2 separate regions of the Homo sapiens genome follow, and region 1 is linked to region 2. A link is a loop called in an ENCODE intact Hi-C map of the cell type or tissue named here. Cell type or tissue: transverse colon. All regions are shown on one strand. Links, peaks and the distances in the headings refer to the core of each region. The heading gives the core; the rest is flanking DNA.

Region 1 (5,386 bases), core at 314-5,313, 59 kb before region 2:
GCGAGATCACGGTGCGAAGAAACTTGCGACATGCCATCTGTAAGAACTGTAACACTTAGTGCTAGGGTCCGGGCCTTCATTCTTGAAGTCAGTGAGACCAAGAACCCACCAGTTCCAGATACAAAGAGATACCTCATACAACAAGTAGACCAGTACTACTGGTACTATTTACTGGTATCAATAGTTGCAATACTACTGTCGCTGCTAACTCACTGCACTCCTTGTCGATCAGCGAAAGGCCTTGATTCCTACTTACAAAGAATATAGAAGCTCCTAGACATGAACTCCATTAAATGCTTGCCTTCATGACTATTTCCTTAATCACCAGAGAACACTGCTCATTACGTTTGTAAAGGGTAATGTCTGTGCACTTGTGCTCTTTATCTTCCATTCTCTCTAAATACCTTGATGTTCTATTTGTCTCCTCTCTTTTTTATGTCCTCTTCTCTACTGGTTTCCTACTCCTCTCCCTGGCCCTCACCACCCACCAACATAGAAAAATGATACAAACCTTTCTTAGAAGGTTAAAGAAAGTGCAGTAACTTGGATATATTGTTACATCTGAAGAACAATTTGAAATACTTGTATTGCTAGATCTCTCTGTAATATTTTAGGTTGTTGCTGATCATCCCTATTTGTTGAAACTGCTCCCTTTGTTGGTTTTCATGATGCACTTCTGATTACATTTGCAAAACTCTGGCCATTCCTTTTCAGTCTAGCTCACAATGCCTCTTCTCGTATCCACTCCTTAAATGTTGGCTTTTCTCAGAGTTCATTCTTGGCTGCCTTCTTTTCAGCATCTGTGTCCCAGTTGGTGATCTTCCCTCCCACACGTGGCTTCAGTTATCCTCTGTATGCTGACGATGACCAACTACACATCCAGCTCAGACTTCTGAACAGCAGCACTAGGTGCAAGAAGTGGTAGAATAAATTTTCAAAGTGTTTAAAGAAAAAAATTAAACAGTGTTTTTAATTATCACTTACATATTTTCATGAAGTGGATACTAAGACTCAGACCACCTAACACACATGTTAAAAGCACTGTTGGAGGAAATTATCCGGTTAGAAGCAAATAAGATATAGGAAATAAATATCAGTAAATAATTTAGTAAAATTTCTTGTCTAAACAAGTAATGAATGACAACAAAAGTCTATCAATGTTTAAACTTAGAAAACAACAACATGAGTCAGGTTGGTGTTGGAGTCCAGAGAGACCAAAGAGCTTACTAAGGCATTTCTGTTGAAAGTGAAGGGGATAAGGAAAATATAGCTACTGACAAGCTTTAGAATTCTATTACTGTAGGAAATAAATCAGTGAATACTAAATATAAGAACAGAAGTTGAGAAAAATACCAGAAGACTAAAATCATGTGTAATTTTCAAACCAGCAGAGTAAAACTCAGTCTATCCAATAGATGTTAGGAAAGGAGGGAAACAGAAGAAACAAAAAGGAAATACAGAAAATGGAAGAGATAAATGCAAGAAATAAATAATAAACGTTTGTGAATTAAACTCACTTTTAGTAAGAGAGAGACTCTCAGTATAGATTTTTAAATGATGCAATAGTATAAGGTTCATAGAGAAATACTTAAAATGATAATGTAACAATTCCCAAATTACCTACGTGTAAAAGAAAATGTATGAAAGGATATTTGTAACAGGTAAAGAAAAAGAAAAAAACAGTTGACCCTAGAATATTTTATTCTGCCTCATTATAACTTTGCTCAATAGTTCACTAGCTCAAAGATTGCCAACTCTGTTCTACAGAACTCTTTGTCTCTATCTTGATTGCTCTCAATATGTCCTGCAACACAGTCTAAGTAAAAACATGATTCACACCTGTTGCTGCTTTTCACAATCGTTATCTATTGCCTATAGGATAGAAGTCCAAGATCACTGTCATGTTTTTCAAAGCCTTTCTTGATTTATGTTGGCTACTTCCCTATTACCTCTGTACCCTTGACCCTCCTGTTATCTCCTCTTCATGCTTTGGGATGAAACATATGCACTTCTCTAAATAAAGCACTGTAGTTCTCATTTATGTACCTTTGCCTATTTGGATCTTTCTGGCTGGAATTTCCTTCTTCCTTGTTTATCCATCAAGACTTTGAGGAGGTACCACCCTCTCCATGATACTGTCTCCTTTATACTCCTATATTTATATGACATTATATTACATCACATTACATTACTTTGTTGCTTTATCCGTATCCCCTACTAAATTGTAAACTACTGGAAAACAGGGATCACGTGGTCCCAGCCTCCAGCACAGTGCCTGCCATGTGGTACAGATTGTTCTCCATGAATAGATGAATCCAAGACAACAAATACTATGTCTCAGGTGCTAGACAGTGTTAGACTCAGACCAAGAGGTAAGAAACAAAAATTTAGGAAATAGGTTCTGCATACAAAGGTTACAGTAAATGATTTAGTTAGCTCAAAAAGGAAATTAACGTAAACAAGTTATTTTCTGAAATTTAATTGTACTGTATGAGTATTATACTTAGGCAGCACTCTGATGGTGGCATGTGAAAGAAAACCAACTCAAATAAGTTAGTTAAATGTACGGTATTTGTAGAAAATATTGGGCTTGTCTCAAATAGCATTGTAAAGGTGAGGCTGCTCCTACAGCTCAGGTTCAAAGGGAACCGGGAAAACTGGGGACATGAATGTAGCCAGCGTTCTGACTGTCTCTTGGTCTACTGGCCTCACCTCTTATATCAGCTTCCCTCTTTCAGCGGGAAAAATGGGCAGAGAGGAGCCCCGAGCCTTACAACACATAGTTTTTTTGTCAGAGACATTGATCTTCTTCACTGGTTCCTGTTGAATAAGTCTTGGAGAAGAGCTCTGATAACGTCTTCTGAGTCAGTTACCCACCCAGGGTGAATCGGTGATAGCTAGAAGGGAAGAGGCAGATAGCCAAAGGTATGAGAAGTGGAGCAGTCTCAATTCTTGACATGCAAAATGAGGTCCTCCAGCATCATCTGGAGCTTATTAGACATAAAGAATCTTGGGCTCCTGAACTTACTGAACCAAAATCTGCATTTTAACTAGCTCCCAAGTGATTCATGTACACACTCAAGTTTAAGAGGCATAGAACACATTAACCAGGAATGACAGTTCTCTATTTTTTCTGAGACTGGGAAAATTAGTACTGGTTTTAAGTTGTAGCAAGAGGTGTTTCAAGGAAATGTTTGCGAGATAATCTTGTGTTTAAAACAGAATACAACAGTATCTTGAAAAGTTTTGGAATTTTCTTTTGGTAGAAATTTTAGAGAAATATTCACTATTTTTCTCTGGAATAGTTTGTCATATATGCAAAGAAATAGACATTCAAACTTACTTTACTCTCCCATCATTTCTATAATAAATTTTATCTATTTTTTTTTAAACAAATTCACCCCAGAGACTAAATACTGGCACCTGGAAATACCTATTTCCATACCAGTGACTTATTTCCTCTTTGGGCCTCACACTAATTACGTTTTCTCCACATGATATTGAGACTCCGTCTCAAAAAAAAAAAAAAAAAAAAAAGGAAATAATTAAATAAATAAAAAATGAAATAAAGTTAGTAACAGGTTTCTTAAATTTACCAATCCTTTTTTCTAGCTTATTCCAGGTGAAGTCTAGAAAATGCTTTTTGACAGTAAAGAATTTGTTCTTTGGTTGAGTGGAGCAAAAAACATTTTCAAGAATCAACCATTCTTTTTATCTTCTCTGCATATCAGAGCTTTAAAAAATCAGATTATGTCTTTGCTATTAGTCAAAATGAAGGTTGATTACAACATATTTCCAAAGGATTAAAGGACAGTTCCAAAGAATATTGACTTTTTACACAGAATTGTTTATGTCACTTATTGTTGATGAATTAAATTAAAATACGATAGATATTTTTTCTATAGTAGCTTTTTTGTGGTTAATGGTTTAAATCATTTCAGGTGGTGATTTTTTTTTTTCTTTTCAAACAGAGAACGAGCTGGGTAAGGTGGCTTACACTTGTAGTCACAGCATTTTGGGAAGCTGAGGTGGGAGAATCACTTGAGGCCAGGAGTTTGAGACCAGCCTGGGGCAACATAGCAAGATCCCTGTCTCTGTTATTTAAAAAAAAAAAAGATAGAAAAGTGGTAAGAATTTAAAGCATCTAAAGCCACTTTTGGGATTCTGATTCAAAGTCTCACTAGGTTCTCAAACCATCTAGCCCACAGTGACAAAGATTAGCAAGATGTCAGTTCTCCTGATTTAAGAATCTATTCAGCAGTAAAACAGAACAACAAAACAAAAAACTCCAACTAACTAGACAACTATGTTATGTTAAATTAGCAAATTTGATTGACACACATTATCCAATGTTAAAACAGAAAAACAAAACAGACAAGCAAGCTAGGCCATTTAACTACATACTTTAAGTTAGTAAATTTGATGGACGCACAGTCATAAAAATTCCAAAGTCAATAGCTATGTTGAGAATAGTCCCTTGTAATAGTTCTTCCCTGAATCCATAGGAATTTCCCCTTATTTCCTGGTTAGTGGAAATATAGATAAGGAAGGCACACAGGACATTGAATTAAATACAAAATATTTCCTGCATATGGGACCTTGACTACACAATAAAAAATTAGATCTATAATGAAAGCATTTAAAATTCCTTTCTGAAAAGTAAAATGCAAGAAAAAAATGGCTAATGTTAGATGTTCATCAGATAAACTAAAATGTTCCTGAAGTTACTTGTACTATTACTCTAGAAATATTTACGGATTATCTTGTCTGGGTCAATTGCTTTAGTTCTACCTGCCTGCAAATAGAGCTCACTAACACAGTATGACCTTACTCAACTTGTTGAACCACTCTTTGCCTCAGCTTCCTGATTTGTAAATATGGATAATAATGTTATTGACCTAGGGTTTCTGTGAAGAAAAATGAGATAATATAGCAGAAGCTCTTAGAGTAGTGCTTGACACATGGAAAGTGCTTAGTAAATATTAGCAGTTCTTAGTATTATTACTAAGCTATGATAAGTATTTTGTTATTCTAATTTTGTTATTATTATTCTTGGTTTTAATAAGTATTCTGTTACTGCTATAAGGAAAGTAGTTTTCCACTTCTTTCTTCATCCAGCAAATAATGTCTTGTGAATAGCATTAATATAATTGCAATTGTGTTTCTGGAGTGAGCCTGCCAATGAATTAACCTGAAAATGCTTCTTGGCTATAGGGACTAAAGCTGTTGAACATCTGAGGCTTGTACAGTGTTGGCTCAGTTCATGCAACTAAGCTTCTTTCAAGAGGAAATATAATAAACTGATGAAAGAGATTGGCTTCCAGAGTCAGACTAACTGTGATTTACATACTGCTTAAGTCACTTACCAAGTGAGGTTGCAGGCAGA
Region 2 (5,386 bases), core at 195-5,194:
TCTTCCTTTCCAATATTTTTGTTTCCTTCTCTTATTGGACTAGCTAGGACCTTGAGTACAATATTGAATAGTGAAAATAATGGATATCTTTTTTCTTGTTCCCAATCTCAGGGAGAAAAACATTCTAAAGAATTCTATATTTTACCATTAAGTATGCTGTTACCTAGAGATATTTTGTAGATACCTTTATCAGATTAAGAAAGTCTCTTTGGGCCAGGTGCAGTAGCTCACACCTGCAATCCCAGAACTTTGAGAGGCCAAGGCAGGAGGACTGCTTGAGTTTGAGACCAGACTGGGCAACATGGTGAAATACCACCTTTGCAAAAAATACAAAAGTTAGCCAGTTGTGGTGCCATGTCCTGTAGTCCCAGCTACTTGGGAGGCCGAGGTGGGAGGATTGCTTAAGCCCAGGAGAGCCACTGTACTCCTGCAATCCTGCCTCTCACTCTCACTTTGAACAGAGTGAGACCTTGAGACCCTGTCTTTAAAAAAACAACAAAAAAAAGTCTTTTTCTATTCCTAGTTTTTTGAGAGGTGTTTTTTTGTTGTAGTTAAATCATGAATAGGTGTTGAATCTTATCAAATGCTCTTTATATATCTATTAAGATGAGTATATAATTTTTCTTCTTTGTTCTGATAATGTAATGAGTTACAATGATTGATTCTTCAATGTTAAATCACTCTTACATTCCTAGAGTAAATCTTAGTTGATCATGATGTAGTGTCCTTTTCAATTTGCTAATATGTTGCTTAGGATTTTTGCATATTTGTTCATAAGACTGGTGTGTACTTTTCCATTCCTGTAGTGTCCTTGCCAAGTATCAGTATCAAGGATATTCTGAGGCTGGGCGTGGTGACTCTCACCTGTAATGTCAGTACTTTGGGAGGCTGAGGCAGGCAGATGACTTGGGGTCAAGAGTTTAAGACCTGCCGGGCCAACATGGTGAAACCCTATCTCTACAAAAAAATACTAAAATTAGCTGGACATGGTGGTGCAGACCTGTAGTCCCAGCTACTCAGGAGGCTGAGGCAGGAGAATTGCTTGAAACTGGGAGGTGGATGTTGCAGTGAGCCGAGATCACACCACCTGCACTCTAGCATGGGTGACAGAGTGAGACCTTGTCTCAAAATACACACACACACACACACACACGAAAATTAGAAAATATTTGGAACTAAATGATAATTAAAATATGGCCTATCAAAATTTATATGACAAAGCTAAAGCAATAGTCAGGAGGAAATTTAAGAAACTAAGAAATAGTCTTATAAAAACAGTTTCAGAGTGTATACAGACAGAATATAAATATGCTTTTTTTTTTTTTTTTTTTTTTTTGAGACAGTGTCTTGCTTTGTCACCCAGGCTGAAGTGTGCTGACACAATCTCTGCTCACTTCAACCTCCACCTCCGGGTTTCAAGTGATTCTTGTGCCTCAACCTACTAAGTAGCTGAGATTACAGGCCCATGCCTCCACGCCCGATAAATTTTTGATTTTTTGGAGAGATGGGGTTTTGCCATGTTGGCCAGGCTGGTCTTGAACTACCTGCCTCAAGTGATTTGCCTGCCTCAGCCTCCCAAAGTGGTGGGATTACAAACTGTTTTCTAATTTTCATTGTGAGTTCTTTCTTCACATATGAGTTATGTGGAAATATGTTGCTTAATTTCCAGACATTTGGGGATTCTCTAGTTGATTTATTTTTGATTTCTAATTTAATTTCCCTGTAGTATTAATATGTACTAATATAAATATTATATATATATATACATATATATATACACTAATATATTATATTCCTCTTTCCCCTGTCTCATAATCTGTTTTGCCAGGATGGTAGACAAGCTTCTGAACTCTGTTAGAGGGTGGGCAATCACTCTGTGATTCTCTCCATGTGCACATTATAAATTTGTATGCCATTTCTCCAACTAATCTGCCTTTTGTGAGTTGACTTTTCAGCCAAGCTTCAGAGGGCAATGGGGGTGTTTTGAGAGAGAAGGAAGACACCAGTCAAGCAGGCAGTTAGGGTGGGTCTTTGGTTGAATCCTTTCAAACAAAAGAACAACCGGCAGACATAGATAAGGGAGCCTGCACAGAGGGGCTTATCTAAGACATGCCCACAACCGCACAGATAAAAAAGGCTACACAGGTGACTTACCCAGACATGCCTGCAATGGAAAATTCTGTCCACTAACACATGTGCAGTAAGAGGAAAAAGCAATATGGAGTAACTCAAGCTAAGGGCCCACATGCACACTAGGAGGACAGAGCGGAGCTACCAGAAATTCATGCCTTGTGCAAATGAGACATCCAGCCCTCATTGGTTTCTTATAAAAGCCTGTGCTTTCAACAATGGCAATCTTCTTCTGGGGTCCCTCACCACGGTCCCCTCTCCACCTTTTATCTTCTTCATTTTCTTGCTTCTTCTTTCCTACGTTGGTGTGAAGTAAGATCATGCCAATTTAAAACATACTCCTTTTAGATGTTTGTTCTTTTATATTGCTTTTGCTACACAGAGCTAGGGAAATAGAAAGTAATTGGCCACTGTACTGGATAGCTTCCTCCTTCCTGGGTCCTTGAGGCAACAGTTGTCAGAAAGCAGCTTTTTGATAAGACTCAGCAGCTTGTAGCTGAGAGGGACTGGGAAATAAAGTGGCCACCATCTGGGTCACTCTCCACCCATTTCAGGAACCATCTTGCTGATAAGAGCTACTCATTCTAAGGGCAGGAGGGACGTTTGGACCAAGGCATGGCTTTTGATCTTTGGGAGCAAGCTCTAATCACCTCCATGCCTGTGTGTCTATGTCTTTGTGTGTTTCTCTATCACTGTGTACTCTGTGATGTGTCCCTTTCATACCTTATTTCACCTCTCTTTTTTGTGCCAGGTCTGTGCATTAAACTTCCTATAATATATACACAAGAAATTGGATTTTTCTTTCTTTCAGAGCCTGCTACTCATCTGACTTCCCTCTGCCTCTACTTCCTGTTTCCCTGCATTTTGCATTTGCAGATCTTAACACATAATGCAGCATCCACCCAACTTTATATACATTCCATCTTTATTTTTCATGAGTTGGATTTTCTACCAGTCTTACACATCCAATCCTCCATTATAGATCATCTTAATTTTGTTTTAAATGTATTCTTTCTTCTCTTTCATCTTATCAGCTTTATTTAGATCTGGTTCACACTCTTGTCCCGTTTTTCCCTTCAGTAAGGCCACTTTTTCTTTTCTTTATGTATCAAATATCCTTGCCTCTTTCTCTTCCTCCTTAGAAAGCAAGGTTTCTCACCCTCAACATTATTGACATTTTTGGCTGAATAATTCTTTGTTGTAGGGGTATTAGAGTAGGTAGCTAGGCAGACATGAGTAGGACTGGAGACAGACCCCCCACCCTCCACCAGGAATGTCAGGCAGCCACCAGGTGATAGTCAGGCAGTTGTTAAACTGTCTCTCTAAAATAATAACTGGTTGCAGCCAGCACCAGGAGAAGGTAGTTTCCCAACAGATAGAAAACACCTGAAGCTGGTGATTAGCAGCTTCCCAGTAAGATCTCAGGAATTGGGCAGGTGGGCTCAAGCATGTGCACTAAGAGGCAAAATGGTGGAGTTTAACTGGTATATGACCTTCCTCTAGCAACACTCGACTGGTAAGGAAAAAAATGCCTAAAATGAACATGCACACAACTTTAGTAAACATACTGTGCATGCTCCCCTCCCAAGTGCTGGCAGGCCACTGCGAATGCAGACAGCCTGTCCCAAGAAAAGAAATCAAGGGAGGAGAGATGCAAACCCCGGAACCATGCCAATGTATAAAACCCTAAGTCAAAGGTCAAACAGGGCACTTGTATCTCTCAAGTTGCCCCCTTGGCCCTCTTTTTGTTCCTACTCTAAAGCTTTTTAATAAAATCTTACTCCCGCTCAAAAACTTGCCTGAGTCTCTCACTCTGCCTTATGCCCCTCGGTCAAATTCTTTCCTTCAAGGGGGCAAGAATTGAGTTGCCGCAGACCCATGTTGATTAACCGCTGCTAGCAGGGGCTGTCCTGTGCATTGTAGGATGTTTAGCATATTTTTATTTTAGATATTTTTATTTTATGTATTATTTTTGAGACAGGGTCTCACTCGGTCATCCTGGCTGAGTACAGTAGCACGAGCATAGCTCACTGCAGCTTTGACCTGCTAGGCTCAAGTGATTCTCCTGCCTCAGCATCCCATGTAGTTGGGACTCCAGGCATGTGCCACAACACCTGTCTAATTTTTTTGATTTTTTGTAGAGATGGGATCGCATTTTGTTGCCCTAGCAGGCCTCTAATTCCTGGGCTCAAGCAATCCTCCCACCTAGGCCTCCCAAAGTGCTAGGATTATAGGTGTGAGCCACCATACCTGTCCTCAATTCTCTATTTTTAATGGGTGCTAAAAGAGTTACAATATGTGTTCTTAATTTATCCCACTCTACTCTGAATTAATATTATACCACTTTATGTATAATTAGAGTACCCTTTGATATTATAATTCCATTTGTCACCTTTATGTTCATTCTGCGCTTATTATCTTATATCTTACTTCTTGTTATTAATACCACAATATATTGTTTTTATTTCTGTTATAGTTAATTGTTTTTTAAAGGAATTGGGTAAAGCAAACCAACAGCATAGATACTTACGTACCTATTTATAATCTCTTTATTTTCTTTCTTTTTTTTTTCAGATGGAATCTCACTCTGTCTCCCAGGCTAGAGTGCAGTGGTGCTATCTCAGCTCACTGCAACCTCCGCCTCCCAGGTTCAAGTGATTCTTCTACCTCAGCCTTCTGAGTAGCTGGGATTACAGGCACCCGCCACCATGCCCAGCTATTTTTGTATTTTTAGTAGAAACAGGTTTTCACCATGTTGGCCAGCCTGGTCTCGAACTCCTGACCTCAGGTGATCCACCCACCTAGGCCTCCCAAAGTGCCAGGATTATAGGCATGAGCCACCGTGCCCAGCCTATAATTTCTAAAAACCCTTCAATGCTATAGATCTATATTTCCATCAGGCATCATTTTCCTTCAGCCTAAAGAAATTTCTTTGGTATTTCTTGCTGGCAAAAATTAGCTTCTACTTATCTACATTTTGAAAGACATTTTTGCTTGAAATCATTCTATGTTGACAGATTTTCTTTTAGCACTTTAAAATGCTATTTTATTGTCTTGTGGCCTCAGTTGTTTCTGATGAGTAGTCAGTCATCATTCCTATGATATGCCTAGGTGTTTTCTTTGTATAGATCCTATTTTAGGCTCACTTGAACATCTGAGATCTGTGGATTGATAGTTTAAATCAAATTTGGGTTTTTTTCAGATTGAGAGGATGCAGGTTTGGGGACTTTCCTCTTTGTGGCTGCTTCTTTTTGGG

What was found. Hi-C counts contacts between places; a loop is a spot of excess contacts. Peaks named below come from ENCODE experiments on the same cell type or tissue, not always from the same donor. Only the 100,000 strongest peaks of a DNase experiment are listed, where the experiment ranks them.
Region 1: a loop joins it to region 2, with 1.9 times the contacts of the local background. A loop is called at or near these places in 1 of 110 quality-filtered maps.

Annotation. Positions count from the first base shown.
Region 1 is chr1:86,517,866-86,523,251 of GRCh38, reverse strand. All of the region lies in intron 1 of LOC124904210 (a long non-coding RNA gene), which reads left to right. LOC105378826 (a long non-coding RNA gene) reads right to left here and starts at 2,889. Exons shown (of 3, transcript XR_947556.2): 1 at 2,713-2,889; 2 at 512-905; 3 at 1-37. In transverse colon, for the core only: no CTCF peak of the experiment used is centred there; a DNase peak (open chromatin) is centred at 2,255; H3K27ac peaks cover 2,434 bases.
Region 2 is chr1:86,458,461-86,463,846 of GRCh38, reverse strand. No RefSeq gene overlaps it. Among named protein-coding and RNA genes, the nearest start is that of CLCA1, 7.8 kb to the left of the region's middle. In transverse colon, for the core only: no CTCF peak of the experiment used is centred there; a DNase peak (open chromatin) is centred at 2,656; H3K27ac peaks cover 1,260 bases.